Regions from separate parts of the Homo sapiens genome. Here all the other regions are linked to region 1. A link is a loop called in an ENCODE intact Hi-C map of the cell type or tissue named here. Cell type or tissue: heart right ventricle. All regions are shown on one strand. Each heading gives the region's core, and the rest is flanking DNA. Links, peaks and the distances in the headings are about the cores only. Region 1 overlaps RBMS3 (RNA binding motif single stranded interacting protein 3). Region 2 overlaps RBMS3 (RNA binding motif single stranded interacting protein 3). Region 3 has its middle 140 kb from the start of RBMS3-AS3.

The links. Peaks named below come from ENCODE experiments on the same cell type or tissue, not always from the same donor. Only the 100,000 strongest peaks of a DNase experiment are listed, where the experiment ranks them.
Region 2: it touches region 1 in a loop (2.1-fold over the local background); 10 of 110 quality-filtered maps call a loop at or near these places.
Region 3: a loop joins it to region 1, with 2.8 times the contacts of the local background. A loop is called at or near these places in 2 of 110 quality-filtered maps.

Annotation. Positions count from the first base shown.
Region 1 is chr3:29,528,566-29,535,727 of GRCh38, forward strand. The region is part of intron 3 of RBMS3 (RNA binding motif single stranded interacting protein 3); the gene reads left to right. Among named protein-coding and RNA genes, the nearest start is that of RBMS3-AS2, 110 kb to the right of the region's middle. In heart right ventricle, for the core only: a CTCF peak has its summit at 4,116 (motif pointing left); no DNase peak of the experiment used is centred there; H3K27ac peaks cover 4,308 bases.
Region 2 is chr3:29,691,017-29,698,178 of GRCh38, forward strand. The region is part of intron 4 of RBMS3 (RNA binding motif single stranded interacting protein 3); the gene reads left to right. Among named protein-coding and RNA genes, the nearest start is that of RBMS3-AS2, 52 kb to the left of the region's middle. In heart right ventricle, for the core only: no CTCF peak of the experiment used is centred there; a DNase peak (open chromatin) is centred at 3,136; H3K27ac peaks cover 3,543 bases.
Region 3 is chr3:29,140,750-29,147,911 of GRCh38, forward strand. No RefSeq gene overlaps it. Among named protein-coding and RNA genes, the nearest start is that of RBMS3-AS3, 140 kb to the right of the region's middle. In heart right ventricle, for the core only: a CTCF peak has its summit at 4,218; a DNase peak (open chromatin) is centred at 4,292; H3K27ac peaks cover 372 bases.

The DNA.
Region 1 (7,162 bases), core at 1,292-6,291:
TTATCAATTACATTTTCATGATCATTTTATACTTGTAATTTCTACAGCATTTTATGCTTACTCCAGAATTTGTTTTTAACTTTAGGTATTTTTGTTTAGAGATTTAAAACCTGACTTTTGATGGAGTACCATATTGAAAAACATCTGAAAAATTTAAAAATTGCTTTCTTATATTATTTTATTTTGAGATGGAGTTTTACTCCTGTTGCCCAGGCTGGAGTGCAATGGCGTGATCTCGGCTCACTGTAACTTCTGCCTCCCAGGTTCAAGCGATTCTCCTGCCTCAGCCTCCTGAGTAGCTGGGACTATGGGTGTGTGTCACCACACCCAGCTAATTTTTTTTCTTTTTTTCTTTTTTAGTAGAGATGGGGTTTCACCGTGTTGGCCAGGCTGGTCTCGAACTCCTGACCTAAGGTGATCCACCCACCTTGGCCTCCCAAAGTGCTGGGATTACAGGCATAAGCCACTGTGCCAAGCGAAAATTGCTTTCTAGAAATTGTTTTAGTGGCAGAATAGTCATTTGCTCTTATGTTGTCTTCGAGAAAAAATAAAATCTGTCATTGATTTGCTGCTCATATTTTAGAATTGAAAATGAGTATAAAAAATGTGAGCTTATGGGAGTGTATTTATTGATCTATTGTAACTGTTCAGACAAGGGGATAAGCACTTTGTGATAGAAGACCCAAAAACCTACCATATTTGAGAGGTTTTCTCATAAACAGGATCTAATCTTCCAAATTGTGTCTATAACTTCTAGAATTATCATGAACGTAGTTTATGGCCATGGGGGCAAAAAGGGATGGAGAGAGGCAAAATTTGGAGACAGAAAGAAGGAAAAAAAACAGATGAGCACAATTTGCATACACGTTTTATAAATTCATAAAATTTTACTTTTTTGAAAACGCATGATTCTGTGAGAAGAATTTAGTCTTTTTTATACTTTATTTAATCTAAATCTAAAAAAGAGCTTTCTGTTTTAAAGAGAGCAGAAACTCAGATATACATAGAGTATATATATCCCATAGATATTTTGATTTTTTTAAATATAAAATACATTTCAAATTTTTCATATAGGCCATTCCACTGGGAAATAGTAAAACAACATGAGCACTATAGATGTGAGTGTTTTGGTGAGGTCTAAGGATCAATTCCCTAATTGTGCTTTATCTAAGAATGGATAAAGTTTCATTTTCTATTCTGTGAACTGGAAGCAAAATTCACAAATATTACAATGGTGAAATTACGGGATTTTTTAAGTTAATGGCATCTATGGCATTGTTTGTAAAATTCCAGTAGCCCTTCATAACTGCATATGGATAATTATTGGAAGAAGAAAATAAATATCTGAAAAAAACTGATATACTACAGGATAGACAGAGAATTGATTTCACTTCCCAATACTCTAGGTAGGGTGGATGGTATGCTTTATTGGATAGTAAGTAAATATTTTCTTCATTCCAATATATTTCATTGTCCTCTTGAGATTTGCATTCCCTCTGCTAGGCATCCCCTGCCGTACACACTCTGGGAACTTGTTCTTACACCTCAAAAGCCTTTTTTACCCCAATACTCATCTAAGCTGACCTATGTATAGCCGGATCCAGAGCCTTTTCCGTTTTAGGCTGTTTGTCTGAGAAATAAATGCAAACCCTCTTTTATAAAATTCATATTTGTGCAGGAATTAATCAACACCGATTCTGACAACAGCTGAAACAGCACATTGTAAACATTCCAGAAAAATCAAATAATATAAACCAAATTTAGAATTGTGAAATTTCCACCCCAGAAATTTGGATATGTGGAAGTAATAGCTACCAAAGAAAATCACAATGATAAAACTTGATGTGGACTAAAAAAATACAATTTGTAAAATGTGCATGAAAAATAACTGACCCAGAAAATAATTTCCATAAAGTGAAATGAAAATGTTTTGATAGCACGTATGTAAAATTGATAAAGAGATGGACTTGGCTAAATGCAGTTGATTTTGGAATATACTTTATGAAAGTGTTTCTGCCTGGCACGGTGGCTCACTCCTGTAATCCCAGCACTTTGGGAGGCTGAGGCGATTGAATCACAAGGTCAGGAGTTCTAGACCAGCCTGGCCAACATGGTGAAACGCCATCTCTACTAAAAATACAAAAAAAAAAAAAAAAATTAGATGGGCGTGGTGGCGGCTGCCTGTAATCCCAGCTACTCGGAAGGCTGAGGCAGGAGAATTGCCTGAACCCAGGAGGCAGAGCTTGCAGTGAGCTGAGATCGCGCCACTACACTCCAGCCTGGGTGACAGTGCAAGATTCCATCTCAAAAAAAAAAAAAAAGTGTTTCAATGCTTACATAATCTGATCTAAAAGGTTTTGTATCCATAAACATGTAGTTAAAATGTCCCAAAAATGGTGGGATCAGAATACCCTTTCCTCTCAAGAGCTTAATGGGTTATTCCTCCCAGGGATACTTATGTCTTTGCAGAGCTCAGATTTGTTAAATGTGAGAGTTTAACAAAGTGAAAAGTTAACAGTGAAAATTCAACAGTGCCATCCCCGAGGACAGTTTCATCCAGTGAGGAATGGAAACTTCGTATTTTGTTACCAGGAGAATGGTGGTCAATTCCCTTGCTACTCAAACGTCTACAAAACAGGAGCATCAGCATCACCTGGGGGCTTGCCAGACAGGCAGACTTTGTATCAAACCAAGTGTACTGAATCAGAATCTGCATTTTAACAAGATCTCTAGATGATTCTTATGTACAATAAAATTTGAGAAGGACCGTTGTAGTCAAATGCTGTGTAAGTCAGGCTTCAACCATGAGACTTACATGGATTGTTTTCATTTCTGTTTATTTCAACTAATGACTCCATGGTGATGCCACCCACATTTATGCTTGTTATGAGATACGTCTTTTATTCTTCATTTGCTCAATTTTTTCACTTCATTTATGAGGAAACACAAATGATATGATTTGAAAAGAAAACCTTGTCATCTCTTTCAGAGCGGAATTTTGTAGCTAGAATATTTATAGAATACGAGACACTGATGTTCCATGTGTCCTTGTTTGCGGCGTCTGATGTTTTTGTTGTTAATAACCGCCCTTCCCTTGGTGTTTGAGCATCTCAAGTGTTCTTGCTGAGGCAGCAAGGAAAATGCAGTTCTGTGCATCTGCAGGATGTTTTCCTGGTAATGACTATGATGCTAAGCCTCTATCCCTCTCAGTATTTATCAAATTTGGACATAAACTTCAGGAACAAAAATAGAACTTGGACCATGAGAGTTAAGCCACATTTGGTTAACCCATTTGGGGATCAGTGTAAACTGTCTTTTGTCACGTAGCAATTCCCTAGTATTTTCCCTCTTTTTCCATTACTTGTACATTCATCTAGGAGCCTGACTGACTATTTTGGTCTCCAGTCCATTTACAGTGTTCCTTGGAATAACAGAAACGGAGCCGTTCTAAGTCTTAGGAGGCTTGAGTTAGCATAGTGCCTGATAACATTGCAGCCATTCAATACATGTCACTTGTTTCCTCTCTTTTTTTCTTAATATTAATAACTAGATAGTCACTTTGATGTACTGTTTAGGTCTTCTATCTTTCACTTATCTGCACAATGAAAATTAGACAGAAAGATCATTCCTGATCTATGTATATATGATCTTTCAGTCTTATTTTAATTTCGCATATATATGTATATATATATATATGTATATATATATATATATATTTCCATAGACCTGTTATGCATATTATTCATGGTGCTTTTTAAGTTGGTACGTCCTAAGACAAGAGTCCCTTGGACTACCAGTTTTCAACATACATTTCTTAGGTACCATTCTGCTTTGGGGGAAACTGAGTGAACAGGGATCAGTTTCCTCCTTGCCAACACTGTGCCCACTGTACATATTATGGTTCTTTATAAAATTTTGATTGGAAAAAGTTTCCAAGCTCTTACAAATAAGTGTGCAAGACCAGCCTGCAAAACATAGTAAGACTCTGTCTCTACAAAAAAATAAAATTTAAAAAATTAGCCAGGCATGGTGGTGTGTGCCTGTATCGTCGCTACTCAGGAGGATGAGGCAGGGAATTGCTTGAGCTTAGGAGTTCCAGGTTACAATGAGCTATGATTGTGCCACTGCCCTCTAGTGCGGACAACGTAGCCAGATCCAGTCTCTAAAAATAGCAACAAGAATAATTGTGAGACCTGATTCTTTAAGAAGTTAAAAAATCATTAGTGCAAAGCAACTCAAAAACACTGTAATGGGAAGTAATGTAACACATTTATGTGTGTGGCCTTTTCACTTCTGTGAAGTGAAAAAAAATCAGAAAAGCATGGCTCCTAAAATGTCTTTTGAATGAATTAAGCCACTGGATACCTATATAAGTAGTATTACTTCGATTTTTGAATTTCTACATAGATCTTTTTTTTTAGGTACTGCCTTAAAAGTTTCTGATTACTTTTCTCTCACATGCCTTTATCCTATTTTGAATTTTTAAAGTGCTATGTTTTATGCCAGTCAATTATGAAGTTATCATAAACCAAACACATTTAGCCTAAATGGTCGATAGAAATTTCTTCTTTCCAGGTTCATTTTAATGCAGTTATTTTTAACTACTATTACCTATTAAATGCCCCTTCTGGGCTAGGTACAGTGGCTCATGCCTGTAATCCCAGCACTTTGGGAGGCTGAGGCAGGAGGATCATTTGTCCCCAGGAGTTTGAGACCAGTGTGGGCAACATAAACAAGAACTCATCTCTGTGAAAAATAAAAAAAAAATTAGTGAAGTGTAGTGGCATATGCCCTTAGTCTCAGCTACTTGGGAGGCTGATGTGGGAGGATGGTTTGAGCCCAGGAGTTTGAGGCTGCAGTGAGCTGTGATCATGCTATTGCACTCCAGCCTGGGTGACACAGTGAGGCCCTATCTCAAAATAAAAATAGGGCCCGGCATGGTGGCTCACACCTGTAAATCCCAGTGCTTTGGGAGGTTTCAGCAGGTGGATCACGAGGTTAGGAGTTCAAGACCAGCCTGGCCAACATGGTGAAACCCCATCTCTACTAAAAATATAAAAACTTAGTGGGGCATGATGGCACATGCCTGTAGTCCCAGGTACTCTGGAGGCCAAGGCAGGGGAATCACTTGAACTCGGGAGGTGGAGGTTGCAGTGAGCCAAGACTGCACCACTGCACTCCAGCCTGGGCAACAGAGCGAGGCTCCGTCTCTAAATAAATAAATAAATAAAGCCCCCTTTGGAGTTTATACTTCACTCATTTCTTACTATAAAGTTTAAGAAAATCTATTTCTAACCTATTTGTTCTGCTGAACATTAAATGCCCTGTGATTAAAAGCCAAGTAAGTATTCACCAAGTGTTTCTTGATCAACATTATGGGCCACTCCTTAAGTGACTCCTAAATCCGCTGCATGTTCATGTCCATTTTGTTCATGGAAATGTAAACACAAGAGTAATTAAACACTGTGACTCAAATTAAGAAAGGTGACCAGGCTGATGTCTGTCCTTGTAACTTCATGAGTAAAGTTTCCTATTTATCTTAGGCTCCAACTTCACATAATAATAGCACCTGCCACCTGTAGATGCAGCAATGTTTCTGAAGGATATAGTCTTCTTTCTTCTCAGCAGTGTGGGGACAAAGGTCACGTTGCAGCAACATCCTGAGCTAAGCCTTTACTACCAACTGGATTCTACTTTGAAACTCAATCAGTTATCCTTAAACAAGAAATCTGAGTTTCTGCGGAAGGAAAGAGAGTAATAGCCAGATACGTCATGCCTCCAAAATTGGTAACTGAAGTGGCTTTCCCTCACATTTATCTTGGTTGGGTGAAACAAGGTCATAGGTTTACCTCATTATTTTAAGAGTTATCTCATTTTGTAATTATTATTTAAATTCATACTCTGTAATAGGGAAGAAAACAATAAAAATGTTGTCTTTCTTACAGGCATATCACAGGTGGGAGATAATTTACATCTGTTAAATATGATAATTTTTTCCTAAAGGTTCTTTACACCTTGAGTTAGCATTAAGATATTTAAGATGGCCTATTTTAGATTTATAGATTTTGTTGGAATTAGTTTAACCTTTTGGATCATGAAGATATTTAGCAGTGGGGATTTAGAATAATTTATATCAAATCTTCTAGATGGTGACAAATTAATTATACTTTAAATAAGCCCTGATCATTCATCAGCCTTCAAGTTCAGTTCTATAGCTTTCAGCAGCATAGCTGACATATTATCCACTCGTGTCATATGTCATCATGCAAACTTCGTGAATTATAACTGTAACATTAATTGGATGAAAGTTTTCTTGATGGGAAAGATTATTGATTAAATGGAGTAATTTGAAGAAAATAAAGCCCAACACAAATTGAGAAAAGAAAAAAAAAACACAGTCAACAATAGGATATATGGTAGCAACTGGTTTTATGGACACTGCTAAACTAAATACCAAAGGTGTATTTTATTCCTGTGAATAAAACTGAGTGCAAATAATGGAGGAATTTAGCAGAAAACTTACAAGGTCATTTACCTAAGGGTTCTTTATGATGGAATTCCGTTGTCAGAAAAAGGGGTTCATGAGTTTTTACCAATTTTCCTTAGGGGTTTTTAGAGCAAGTTTGAATGGAAGCAATAAAACGTATCATCTTATATAGCAAAAATATTTGTGTGCTAGAGATGGTAATGACTACATTACAATAAAGATTTTGAAAATGTCACTTTGTGTTTGTTTTCATCTTGATAATTTGTGTGAGATTGTAAATGCATCATTCTGTAATCTCATTGGCTGGATTGTAAAATCATTTCCCATTAAAAGTTTTTCATTATATGTTAAACTGTAATGAAACTGTTCAAATTCTTTGACTATGGCTAAAAAGGAGCTAATTGCCATCACCAGTAAATTCATTCTGCCTTTTGGGTATAAAATTCTCCTGATTAACTTTTTCTACCCTCTCAAGATTTCTGGAGATTCAGGATAATGGAGTTTTCTTGGATCTGGAGTTTGACAAAACCTAGTCTACATCCCAGTTCCTTCAACATTCTCTAGAAGCACTAGTTGTAAAGAATTTGTAAGACCTATAAAACAGATGTCTATCAAATCAGGCATTTAAGTATGAGTTCAATGATTGAGATCATTGCTCTTTTTTTTTTTTTTTTT
Region 2 (7,162 bases), core at 762-5,761, 160 kb after region 1:
TGTTTGGAGGATTAGGTACACCTAGAAAATATAATCTACCAGAGGGAGTTCTATTATCTTATGGTTTTCAGCAAGTTTAACTCCATGGAATTGCAGACAGAAAGAGATATTGTATAAATATGCCAGTCATATTTTGACATCGCAGTCTTGTATTGACACTTTCATCAAACTGTGGGAGAACAGAGCATTTCTTGAGGTATAAGTTCTTGTAAGTATTTTGCAGAACAAAAGTTTTCTCTTCTATTTGTACTAAATCTTCTAGGCCACAAAGCGTCAAGAAGAAAATTGACTAAATAATTATGGGTTCTGTACCTTCTCCCAGAATACTTACCCTTGACCTGAGGAATAACTTTCCTTCATGGTAAGATTGACCCAAAATATGGCTTGAAATGAACTTTCTCTGCTCTAGTATTAAGAAATAATAGCACACACTCTTGGTACTTCTCTTTTCATGACTTGTTCGTGGGTTTCTGTCAACATCAATAAAGTGGTTCTTTGTAATAGCCAATCATTTGTTTAATGCATGCCTCATTTCTACTCATCTTAGAAAGAAAAGTCAAGAAGTCCCACAGAAATGCCCCAAAGGAAAAAATAAAATAAAACAAAATGGCTTAATTCATGACACTTGTGATTTATTGAGTCTTCTTTCATCTGTCATGTAAGATGTACAAGCACCAGGTTCAATTTTTATTTTTGGTTGGTTTCTCTGACAGAGACTCATAATTCTGCCCTAGAGTTAAATCTTATGGAAAAAAACACTGAAAATAAATAGCACGTTTCTTCCTCTAGATGCCATCTTTTCTCTGTCACATAACAATGCGGATTTGCTCCCAATAGTTTATGTGCATAGCTTTCAAATCTAACACTGGTAGCAATCAAACAAGTTAAGTATAAATCTTATTTATGTGTGACCCTTCTCTCTCTCTCTCTCTATTTTTTTTTTTTTTTTTTGAGATGGAGTATCCCTCTGTCGCCCAGGCTGGAGTGCAATGGCACAATCTCAGCTCACTGCAACCTCTGCCTCCTGGGATCTCGGCTCACTGCAACCTTTGCCTCCTGGATTCAAGCAATTCTCCTGCCTCAGCCTCCCAAGTAGCTGGGATTACAGATGCCTGCCACTATGCCAAGCTAACTTTTGTATTTTTAGTAGAGATGGGGTTTCACCATGTTGGTCAGTGTGGTCTCAAACTCCTAACCTCAGGTGATCCACCTGCCTTGGCCTCCCAAAGTGCTAGGATTACAGGTGTGAGCCACCGCGCCCGACCTCTATATTTTTTAAATGCCTCATGTTTCCATTTTAACTTGATCTTGCATATATAACCATTTAACCAAGCTTGCTAAGACTTAAAGAGGTATAATTTTAGCTTGTCAATATTCATTGTTTTGAGCCCTGTTTATAATGAAGTATAACAATAAGCATTATTATGCTTTAGTGAGTTGAACTTGAATATGCTTGAGTGACCTGACTTGCTCACATTAAAAACGGAACAACAGAACCGTAGAAAAAGTGGAGTAATCTCAAGATTTTCTTGTAAACGTTACATTAAGAGACTTTATTTGACAACCTAATCAAAAAACTGACCATGTGTTTTCCTCTTCCCATCATTTTCTCAGATTCCCTTTCTATCATTTTCTCTCCCATCATTTATCCTCATGATCCATAGCGATTGCAAAGCACATCGCAAATGTGAATAGCTATATTGTTCCTGCATGATAGTAATGAGTATACTGCTACCTCCAAAGGGGCTGAAAGTTAAGATAGGTCTTTTACAAAGCAGGAAACATAACCTTAAGCATAATTATAAATTATATATATAATCATGCTCTCTTTTCTTTAGGATAAGTGATTAGTGTTCAAGTTTAGTGCTTATATTTGCTTTAAAAATGTACATTGTGCTCATTTATGTTTTGGTACGGACAGATCCTTTATATGACCACTGTGCTAAATATTTTTTTAAATCACTGACTAGACATCCTGATTTATGTGTCTAGATTTATATTTCCAGAAACATACACTGTAACTTATTCTGTTTAATGGCTAAGACACTTCTGCATAATTTACATTGAGACTAAAGTGGTTTTTTACTGAGATACTTTTCTCTATGACAAACCAACATTATGATATCTGATAGAAATACAACACTCTTCTTTACATTTTTTCCCCAAATTTTAGAATGAATTAAAGACAAATACCCATCAGAAAACATTCCTTGAAAATGCATAATTGTGATGTGTGATGCTGTACAGAGCAAATTCAGACTAATACATAGACCTCAAATTCATGACTATAATTTTCTCTGGATAGTTAGAAAGATATTTTAAGGTGTTTCATGCCTGAGGAATAATGTCATTATTGAATGCATATACATACATGGATGCCTCTGAGGATGTCCTATATCTAATAAACAGCCCAAGTCATGGGCAAATATATATCTTATAAACAGGGGGATGGGAAAAGCATGCCAATTTATTTCTATTGAGCTAAAATTTAGGGTCCACATTTATTTATTGACTATGATCTTGGGTAAATGACTGAGTTTTCTTGTGTCTCAGTTTACTTATTTGTAAAATAAATCATGTTACTTCAAAAGATTATTGCAAAGATTAACTACTATTAGCATATAAGAAAGCTTAACATACTTTATTCATACAGTCATTCTTCAGTTTCATAAATGTGCCCTTCTCGGTAGAGAAATGGGTAACATCAGTGAACTAGGTTGAGACCGAAGCTGTACATAATGATAATTTCAATGATTTGATCAATAATTTCAGATTGATTTTTGTTCATCCTAAGACAAAACTTTGAATTCTCTATCTTTTCTGTTTGTCCCCTCTTAGCTAGGTTGGAAATACTACTCTTGTTTTGTTCTTTAAAGGCAAATAGTAAAATGTTTATCCATTATTTTTCAAACACTGATTACTGTAGACAGTGTCAACATGATCAGTGTTTGAGTTTTAAAGCAATAGTTGAATCAAGTTGCTTCACAGTGGTTTCTTCAAAATACCACAAAATGACAGGAACACTTACGCAGTGAACACTTGGATTTGCTTCTTGATCCTTGGTATTTGAAACATGTATGGAATGCATCCTCTGTGTCAGCCAAGACAGCCTCTGGAGAGTGAGGCAGGTTTGTGTGTTGAGGGAAGGGGGTGTGCAAGGGGGTGGCCATGGCTACATTAGTTGCCTCTGCTTCTGATATCTGTTTTTCATTACATTTTGATAGATTATGTCATCTTTTTGTCACATACATTTTCACCCAAGTCTGGAACTATATTTCTCTTTCATTTCCAACTTACATCCTCAAAATCATTCATGGAAGCCTTTGTCTATATAACAAATTTCTCTACTATTTTGAGGGAACATGTCCTATTGTAGAAAGATAAACCTTTTACAATTGTTCGTCATAAGAGGAAATCTGCTTTAAAAATATTTCATAGGGCTGTCTTACTCTTATTCCTAAAAAAAGTTATTACTGTAGAACTAGTTAGCAAGAGTTACTCTGTTCTGGGTTACTTGGGATTCACTGTTAGCAAAGACTAACAATTAGTTTGTATATCCGTATATGGATGTAGGTGGTCACAGTAATTTCCTGCTTGATTTTTTTTGAATTCCAATTAATATAGGAAGTTTCTGAATTTCTAGGTATTTCAGGATTTGCATATACTTAGAGTTCAATTATGTTTTAAACACATTATCTGTGCAAGTGACTGTCCTAAATGTTGTGGCTAAAGAGGAGGAAGCATAAAAAAATAAAAAAAATTAAAAACTGTTCTTACCCATCTCCCACCCCAGCCCCAAATTTTAAAATCTAGCAAAGTAAAAAGCTGCATGCAAATTTTTTTTTAAAAAAAAAATACAAGGCAGATTGTTTTATATTCATGTAACAATTGTCAGGCACAGGAGCCTAAGCAGACACATTCCTGGTGTGGTTATTCATAACTTAGCTAAGCAATGTCTGCTATTTATCACTGCACTTATAGGCTGGTGAGAGTCTCTCATTGCCCACTGCTGAGTCACTCACCTTTTCATTTTGAAAGCAAGTTTGGCCATTTTTTTTAAACAACACTTTTGCTCAAATAACATGAAAAATTCCAAGTCCCTTTGGAGTTTTACTCTTACTACTACTGTAGCAGTTTGTTCATATTAGGATCTCGCAGACTATCTAGAAGCAATGAATTATTATCTAGTCTTGCAAAGATCTAGTATAAGAAAGGATAAATAAAACTAACAAATTTTAAAATGGTATGAATTCAGGTTTTGTGACTTTTTCCTTATTAATAAAAAAGGATTAGTGATACTAATGCTACTGGATTTGTAGAAAGGTTAAATGTAAGAATATGGACAATTGGTTGGAGACATGGTAGGCATTCCACAAATGTAAGCTCACTGCGAACTTCTTAGAACTCTGTGTAGAGTATGTATTCCTATGTTTGTTGAGGAGGGGCATTTTAGTTAATATATAGATCCTACTTTTAATTATTATTTTCACTCTTTAAATGTTAGTTCTTCACTTCTAGAGTTGTTATTCTGTTGGCTTCTCATTTTTTCCCCTTTTTTTCTTCCAAGTGCAAAATTTTAAGTGAAATCTCAGGCAGCCCTCATTTAACAATTTCATGTGAAAAAATAACCATTGTGAACTCTCAGAGTAGTAATTACAGGAAGTTATGAAACTTTGCTAACTTTTACTAACAGATAAAGCATTTTCTTTTGATTGTTAGGAAATCGTGTGTGGACAGCACGGGAGAACACACTCTGCCTGTACACATTGCCAACTCTTGCTTCATTGAGTTTCACAAACAATCCCAAGCTTAATTTTAGCCAAAAATGTAAACCAGTTCCCACAGTAAAAGTTGTGCTAATTTCCAAGTTGATTTTTATTTCTTTTTCATTCCTCTGTTGTTTGAACTGGTCAAATTGAGCAGTGAGATGGCCAAGGGACAAAGGGTAAGGCCAGGGGGGTCACTAAACCAAGACCAGGCTCTAGGATTTCAATGTTTCTTTCTTCTTTCTTGCCGTCAGTAAAGATCCCCTAGGCATTGACATTTTAAAAACTCTCCATGTCTTCTGTTAACTCCCTTAGGATCCTGATCTCTGTAACAAAGATGGATGGTGACACTTAATTATGGACACTCACAGGCATCCAATTCAAGCAATCCTGGCTTCCAAGCCCAGATCTGCCCCTTACTAGCAGTGTGACTTCACGTGAGTTAGGCTCTCAGTTTTTTTCATCTTTAAAATGGGGATTATATTTCCTGATTATAGTAGCTGATTATAATACAGATTATGGTGCCAATCTCAGAGGTAAGATAAATGCACTTAGCATACAACATAGAACACAGTAAGTGCTGAATAAATGGTACCTGCCATTATTATTGCAAGCTAATTAAAAACGATCATTTGTACTAAATTATGTTTTATTCAAGGAAGGTAATGTCATTCCTCACCAATTAATCATTTGTTGATGAAAGGCCCTTGAGTAGCAATGTCACACACTGTATGAGAACTGGAAAGGATAGATCTTTTGTTACATCAGCCACCCTGTCTCATAGATGACTGCTGGCTCCTCTTTTCTGCACGAAGGCCAGAACATGAAAAGTTAGATATTTATAAAATTGCTCAATTCATAATATTTGAGAGTTGATGATAATTTCTGTTTTAGCTCTTGCTCCCCAAGGAGCAGATGCTTCTGGGGAGGTTCAGGAGCACGTGAAGAAACAACACTGATAGATGGCGATCGGGACAAGAGCACCTTATTAATTCAGCTACCACTGTGGGTGACTGCAGGTCAATACCCTAGGGCAACTCCAAGAGCCAGTGTAGGGTACACATCTTAGAGTCATCATACACAAGGGGTGAGGGAGCTAGGTTATTTATACACCAACCCCTGATTGACTAGTAAAATGTCTCCCCTGGTCGTTTGGGTTTTTTTTAATTTTTAATTTTTGTAGGTACCCCTAGTAGTTGTGATTTCTCCAAAACTTCTAACTTGCTACAAAGGAGGACAACAGAGATTATCCAGCCAGAGAAGTTCTTACATAAAGAAATGCAGGGCCTGTGTGCTCAGCATGGTAAGGACAAGGTAATATAAACAGGCACAAAAAGCATTTGTTTTTATTTCTTATACAGTAATATGGATCTAAGTTTGGGAAAATTTTAATGGAATCTTCCTGAACATATATTCTTAATGATACAATTGGTTTATATTAAAATTTGCTATTGAAACAAATGTAGTTTTGGTAAAGAAAAGCTATCATATACCTATGGAATTTTAGACAACTTCCTCCAAACCATTAATCTTTGCACACTTGCTTCTTAATGAGCCCATTTGCACAATCCTATTTATCATTTTACTTACATGCTTGTCCATCTCTCTGAAACGTTGGGGGAACATGACCAGAACTTCACCCGGTTTACTTTTCTTTCCATTGTTTAATCCACCTATCTGAGCTACCTTGTTTACCAATGTTACCCATGAACTGACAGGAGTTTATTTTAATCTAATATTCTGCTTTTCAAAGGAAGAAACTTATTACAGTTTGAATGTATCTTGTCCAAAATGCCTGGGACCAGAAGTGTTTCAGATGTTGAATTTCTTTGGATTTTTGAATATTTGCATATATGCAATGAGATATTCTGGGTATGGGACCCATGTCTAAACACAGAGTTTGTTTATGTTTCATATATACCTTATATACATAATCTGAAGGTAATTTTATACACTATTTGAAAGTAATTTTGGGCATGAAACAAAGTTGCGACTGTTTTTTCTGCGACCCACCACATAAGATCAGATGTGGAATTTTGCAGTTGTGCATCATTTTAGCGCTCAAAAAATTTCTGATTTTGGAGCATTGTGGATTTCAGATTTTTTATTTAGAGTTGCCTAATCTGTATACAAAAACTTTAAGTACTCTCCTGCCTGATATGCTTAGTAGTGCATTCATCTGCAGATTCTACCAACTTCTGTCCTTTTGTTATACTGCTGATAATCATTATTCCTCTGACATATTCCACGTGCACCTGTCTTAACAACTAAGGGGGAAAAGCAACACAAAAATCTTCATACTTGGTGCTTCATTTTATGTGAGCTCCCTGAAGGGACAGGCTTGTGGCTGTGCCTACATTCCAGTGAAATTAATGCTCCTTCTTCAGACTACTGTT
Region 3 (7,162 bases), core at 1,353-6,352, 390 kb before region 1:
GAATCTTCTGAGAGTAGAGAAACATGCATTTGTTAGATGTTTTTTTTTTTGTAAGTTAGAATTGTCTGGCTCAGTGTACAATAAATCATTTGTATTTTTCTCTGTAGTCTTCTCATTCAGGATAAAAGAGACACATATAACCGCCAGCCCCAGTCCACTCACTGTAGACTGATTTCCTCACTGCTTTCATCTCAGCAGCTGCTAATGTCACAAATAGGCAGGCTTTGAAGTCAGAGGGAGGGGACAAGAGCAGCACAACTTTTTAACTGTACAGCAACCAGGAAACTTCTTTGAAAACCAGAATTTCAGCATCAAATTCAGTTAGGGCACTCTGCCTTGAAGGGAGTAGGGGGGTATCACTGCCAATTGATATGTAAGACGATTCTTTCTTCTTTATCTTATTCTTAAGTGTGAGCAGAAACCTTGCTCATGTGTAATCTTGAAGTGAAGCAGAAGACAAAGTGGGAGAGAAAATCTGGGCCCCTTAGGGAGGTCCTGCCTGGTGTAGCTGGTATTAGCAGTACATTCGTTTAGTGTGCTTTGGGGGTTAGGGGAAAGGTAGAAGCCAAATGGTACTTGAAACAGAGAAGAAAGCAGGATGACCTGGTTTTTGCTTTCTTCCCTTCAGGACTTGCTTTTCCATTTACATCCTGCTTTAGACAGTGAGGCATGATAAACATTTGAGTTATTCGTGGATTGCTTTGAACTCTGAGTAAAAGATGCATATACAAGTCTCCTGTATTTTTGTTTATTCTCTATATACTGGGTAGATGGGAATAAATCCTAAAGTAAATGGAATAAGAGTGAAGGGTATAGAAGGATTAACAAATGTATCATCATAGGCCTTTCCCTTTCCTTTTTTCCTTTCTATTCTTCCTTCATGCTTTATACTACTTTCTGTCTTGAAGTAGGAGGAACTGTGGGGAATTTCTTCTGAAAACGTGCCATAGTCCACACACTGATGACTCCCTTGCATGAAATCTAATTCCATAGTTCATAATTTTCCTCTTTTGCCTTCCTTTCTCTTGGCTCTGTTTAAATTTTCCATCTGCCTCTATTCTCTCTGTTGCTTCCCTCTCCTTCCTGTTTTTAAGTAGCCTTTTCAAGCTTAGTCTCAAACAACTTGATACAGTCACGTTTCTCCTCTTTTCTCTCTCACCATATGTTTACTTCTAGCTTTCCTCTTTAGGTATCCTCCCTTTCTGATTTATTTCTGAGTCCTAAGGCTCTGGGCAAGGCCTGCTCAGGGTGCCCACAAAGCTTCTTAGGGAAAAGAGCTTGGAAACTTTAATAGGACAGTAACATTCCAAGCTCAGCATGGATGGCAGAGAATCCACAATTCTCCCTGGCATGAGATTTTTCCAGAGGCCTTGTCCATAATGCTTGCACGCCGGAACTTGGAATTTCCAGATGTGATATTAGGGCTATGGGCAGTCAGTTTGCCTTTACAAAAGCAAATCTGAACCTTAGCCTCTAGTAATTATTGGGGGAAAAATATTTCTATAACTTTCTTCTTCTTTTTTTGGACCTTTATTCTGATGTATGGCTTGGAGTTGCTCACATTTAGATAAGAAACTTCAATGTGTTGACAGTATAATTATTTCACAATAGTTAAGATAGTGAATTCCACAAACTTACTTCCAGCATCATTCTATCTCTGACAGAGGCTCACATTTTCTCTTAATGCCTGTTTTAAATATATAGATAAATTTCATTTGCATATTCATGAGAAAATCTATTTCTCCTCCTATCTTCTAATTCCCAATATGGTTGCATGTAATTTAACCATTTCTGACAGTCCTGGTAAAGAGTTTGGTCAATTTCTAAAGGTAAGAACTATTCTAGAAAATAAACTGTTAGGAAACAGAAACCTCAATGTGGAGAAAGTTGCCAGGCGGGCTGCTAGAATGTGACATTTTTTATGCCCTGGAGCTGGTGGTAGTGTGATACAATAAGAAGGTGAGACACCTAATCCAGCCCTGCCAACTCCCAGCTCTGTGATCCTTAGAAAGTTACTGATATAATTTGAACCTTAATTTATCTATCAAATGTGATTTGAGAATAATAATCTTGTAGATGTGATAGGATTAAGTAAAATAATATTTGTAAATTACCCAGTACATTTATATTTAAACTTACATAAGACTGTATGCCAAGCAGGGTTTGAGTGCTCTGCAAATACAATTTCATTCTTCATAACAGCCCTGTAAGATAACCTTATTTGTATAAGTGTTCCCATTTTTCAGAGAAGAAAAATGACCTATACAGGGGTTAACTAACTTGGTTAAGGTCACCCAGCTAGTGCCACCTAGCAGGCTGCCTGTCTTAGAACATGCAATGGTGGATAAATACAGCTACCAGAATATAATATCAGATATGTTTTTAAAATGGAATGAGAAACCATCTCTCTAGGGTTGGCCCTACACACTACAAATGTCCAACCTGGGCATCTAGTCATTGAAGCCCCGCACCTAACCACAGAGTGGTGCCTTCCCCATAGAACAGGTTACTCCATGTATGTTCATGTTCATTTCGATTGCTGCCCCATTGTATTTTCATGATTTCCTGCTATTTTTTTTAGTTTTGTGGCATAGATATTGCTATTTCACCTGTAATGTGACTATTGCCTCAACAGTTGACTTCCTCTGTTAACATTATTGTTTTCTTAGCTGTTTCCTTCCCCATTTTCACCTCCAGTTGTCTACATTTACATTCCCCAGTTCTCTAACAACTTTCTACCCTCCTGGGCTAACGCATATTTAATAAGTTTGTATGGTTTATCTTTAAAGTTTGTTTTTCCTGCTTTTAGAGCTATTAAGTAGAACTCGATAAATTGCTGGAGGATAAATTGTGGTGCACATTGAATCTATGCAAATTTGTATTTTGTTTTAAGTGTCTCGTTTTCTACAATCACATGCCTGGCTGATAAATCAATGGCTTTATTTTCTATAGAACCTCCCTCGGCATGATCTTCAAGGCAGGTAACCCTACTCCATCAGACCTCCTGAACTAGTCCTCCTCCGTTACTTAACCTAGTGCCTATCTTAGAACATGCGATGGTGGATATATTCAGCTGCCAGAATATAATATGAGATATGTTTTTAAAATGGAATGAAAAACCCTCTCTCTAGGGTTGGCCCTACACACTACAACTCTCTTTGTCATACCCTTAGCCACCAGATCCCTACCTTCAGGTCACCAGCCTGGAGCTGCAGTCATTTGAGTTTGTGATTAATGCTTTAGCATTGGATTTCTGGATATCCAGAGGTAACTGAGTTTCAATCATGCTTGACGCCCCTTGCTTTGTTTCTAACTTTGCTTTTTACTTGCCTTCCACCTTGTTTTGACTTCACCATCAATCCAGTCTTGGGTTCAAACTGACTCTGGTTTTCCCCACTTCTTGAGTGACTCCCAGCTAATCTTTGTTGTTCTGTCATAACTAGGTCTTGGTTCCTCACTGGCTGTTGGTCCCTGACTTGGGTCCGGTGCTTATGACATTCCGCTGCCTTGTTCCAGGCTTGCCCTACGTGGCAGCCACCATATCCACTTCTTCTTCTGAACCCTGCTGACTTAGGGGCTTCTGGTGCACTCTCAACACCTAAGGACTGCTTCTGCCTTGCAACCCGGTCTCTTTTAACCTTTTGTGACATTTGAGTCAGTCTTTAGGAACTGCACAAGCAAAGCTGCTGAGAGTCTCTTGCTAAATGTTGTTCTTATCATCTTCTTTGTGCTTTGCAGTAAGTTATGAGCACATTCCCTCTTATCAAGCATTAAGTGAGGTGTTGTGGTAGAAACACTATTACTTCCTTCCTAAGTCGGTGTACTGCATATGTGGAGAAGTTGGCCAAATGCCCCATGCTTGGGCTTTTGGCTAAGCCCTAGCACATGCAACTTATACAAAAGAAGCTGCTAGCTCAGCACCTGACTGGCATCCCTGAAGCCCGTGGGGAAAGTATGTAAATTTGATTCAAAAAGGAACTCTGGATTGCCTACACTAATGCTATAATTCTGACTGTTAATCCTGACAAACAGCGGCCTGTAATTCTTGTTAACTCTCTAGTATCTAACCTGACATATACCATACCATTTCAAAAGATCAATTCCCAGTAAATACAGGATGTTTTCAGTTGACTGTCCACAGTATTTAGCAAAGATGTTTTACACCAGTGCCCAAAAGACAGGTCTTTAATAGCCACCACTTCTGTTTCAAGCTGCAGACAGTAGGGGTAGATAGAAGTACACATCTGAAAGACAGCTGAGTGTTTCTTCCCGACACCAGACGCTTCTCTCCTGGAATAGGGCCAGATCGGAGCTGTCTGGATTCTTTGTGAGCCTGTTCCAAACTAACGTATTTATTATCAAGGAGGAAAGCTTGCCTGATGTTAGATCACTGATGTTTGCTTTGCAGTGTTTTCTTGCAGAAAATTGCAAGAAAGAGCTTGAAACAATTTTGGTGAGGAAACTACAGAGAAATCCACTTTTCTCAAGGGTGAAGTCCTGACAATACCCCTGCAGATTGGGAAAACTGGCTATCACCTTTTTCCTCTTTTTATAAGAAAAGTGATGCTTCCCAAATGATAAATAGTGACAATATATGAGGGTCTAATGGTATTTTGTTAAAGGCTGGAGCATTCTTACTGAATGTTTTAAATATTCTTGGTTATGAGAATAGGGATTTATTTTTAAATGATTATTTGGCCCAGACAATGCTTATAAAATATGTACATTCTGTTGGTACAACATACAAATCTTTTGTGGTGGTTTTGAGAAAACCCCAGACTTCTCAAGTCTGGGAACAGATGGAGCTCTAAACTCAACCGCATCTTACAAAAAGGACATGTGTTACTATCTGCCTGTCTTTTCACTTTATGTGAGATGTTCCACTTTCTAGTGAGCAGTTATCAGACTTCTGTGAGTATACAAACTTTTGAAGTGGATGTGTTACACAGTTGTAAAATTAGAGAATTTTGGACTCAGCTATGTCTTTTAACAGGTATTGGTAATTAAGACCTTTGGAAAGTGATAACCATTTAAATGTGTTTCACAAGATGGGATCTGTAGCATTTTGGTCACAGGTATCGACATGTATACATCTGTAAGAACTTGAACTCAAATGCTTTGAAAACATCAAGATAAAATAGTTCATTTAAATTATAAAATTTCTCATTCCCTCATTCCTGTGTAGCTGACTAAAATCCACTGGATAAGACCTAACTGGTGGTGTATGCAGGGCACTGGAGATGTTGTACATTATTCATAACTTTAGCTGGTATTTATGAACTTCCTACTATTCAATTAGGAAGTTATTTATGCTAAATCTTGACAGAGCAATCTCAAAGTATAGAGTTTAGAATCACCTCCCATTTAAAGAAAAGAATAAATTTCCTTCCTTCCTTCCTTCCATCATTCCTTCCTTTCTTTTCTTTCTTTTTTTTGAGACAGAGTCTTGCTCTGTAGCCCAGGGTGGAGTGCAATGGTGCTATCTCGGTTCACTGCAGCCTCCACCTTCCAAGTTCCAGTGATTCTCCTGACCAGCCTCCTGGGTAGCTGAGATTACAGGCACATGCCACCGCGCCTGGCTAATTTTTGTATTTTTAGTAAAGACAGGGTTTCACCATGTTGGCCAGGCTGGTCGTGAATTCCTGACCTCAGGTGATCCACCTGCCTTGGCCTCCCAAAGTGCTAGGATTACAGGCATGAGCCACCATGCCCAGCCCTTTCTTTTCTTTTGTTATTCAAATTATTTTCACAATAAAGGGCCAAGTTTTATGAAAAGCAGAATTGCCTTCTGTAAAGAACATAAAGTTGTTGTGTTTCAGTTTCTCATATGCCAAGCTGTTACATCAAAGCTAAAGCTTGTCAATGTTGAATAGAAAGTTAAATTATTTAACTTAAAAACACTAATCAATACTAATCAAAAGATTCATTGTAAGCTACTTTAACAAAGATTCATACTACACGTATAATAATTCAACTTATATGTATACTATAAAACTATAAAAACTAAAAAAACATGGATACTATAAAAACTAAAAAAAACTAATCAATACTAATCAAAAGATTCATTGTAAGCTACTTTAACAAAGATTCATACTACACGTATAATAATTCAACTTATATGTATACAATTGACTTAAAATATATTTTCTATAAAAGTATGCTTCTTAGCTAGTCATAAAATATTGACTGGATAAAGGAATCAGTCTTAGAGATGGTACTTTCTACATGGTACTTCTACAAGCAATTAAATACAATATTGTAGGCCGGGCATGGTGGCTCACTCTTGTAATCCTAGGACTTTGGGAGGCTGAGGCGGGTGGATCACCTGAGGTCAGAAGTTTGAGAACAGCCTGGCCAACATGGTAAAACCCTGTTTCTACTAATAATACAAAAAAAAATTAGCTGGGTGTGGTGGCACGTGCCTGTAATCCCAGCTACCTGGGAGGCTGAGGCAGGAGAATCGCTTGCACCTGGGAGGCAAAGGTTGCAGTGAGCCGAGATAGCATCACTGCACTCCAGCCTGGGTGACAGAGTGAGACTCCATCTCAAAAACAAAATAAAAAAAAAACAAAAAAATATTGTAAATCATCATTAACAGAATAAACAAGAATATTTGTTATTGGGCATATTGTAACACTGGGGAAAATAGCGTTTGAAATAGGCAATGTTGACATGCATATTTCGGTATGTTCAAGGCCTTAATGATTACTTTGCATTTCACTTTCTCAAGATGGAAGTCTCTAAGGTCAGGCTTCTTAGTTGTTTGTGTCATTACATCTCTTCATTCCTTTACATTGCCTGTGGAAGGCTCTGAAATGTGAAATGCCACTTAGAATCTGAAATAGCTTTATTTGTTTATTTTTTTAACGTTGAATTTGGGGTACTAGGAGGTAGGTAGGGAAGATCTGGTGGACTCGTATCTTCTAGAACTATCCAAAGAAATATTTCTTTTTTTGTCATGTGGCTTTTCAGAACTTGAACAAATTGTCTGTTTTTGTGTTTTTTTTTTTAATAGAATGGGCCATGACTAAACTCAATTGCCTAGTCAGTAACTAATTTGATATAAGTCTTATGGGAGGTGCCAATTAAGCATAATGTAAAAATTTTCATGTTCAGCAGTGGCAGACTACGAGTTAAAGTGTTGGGTCTTTGGCGCTTTCCC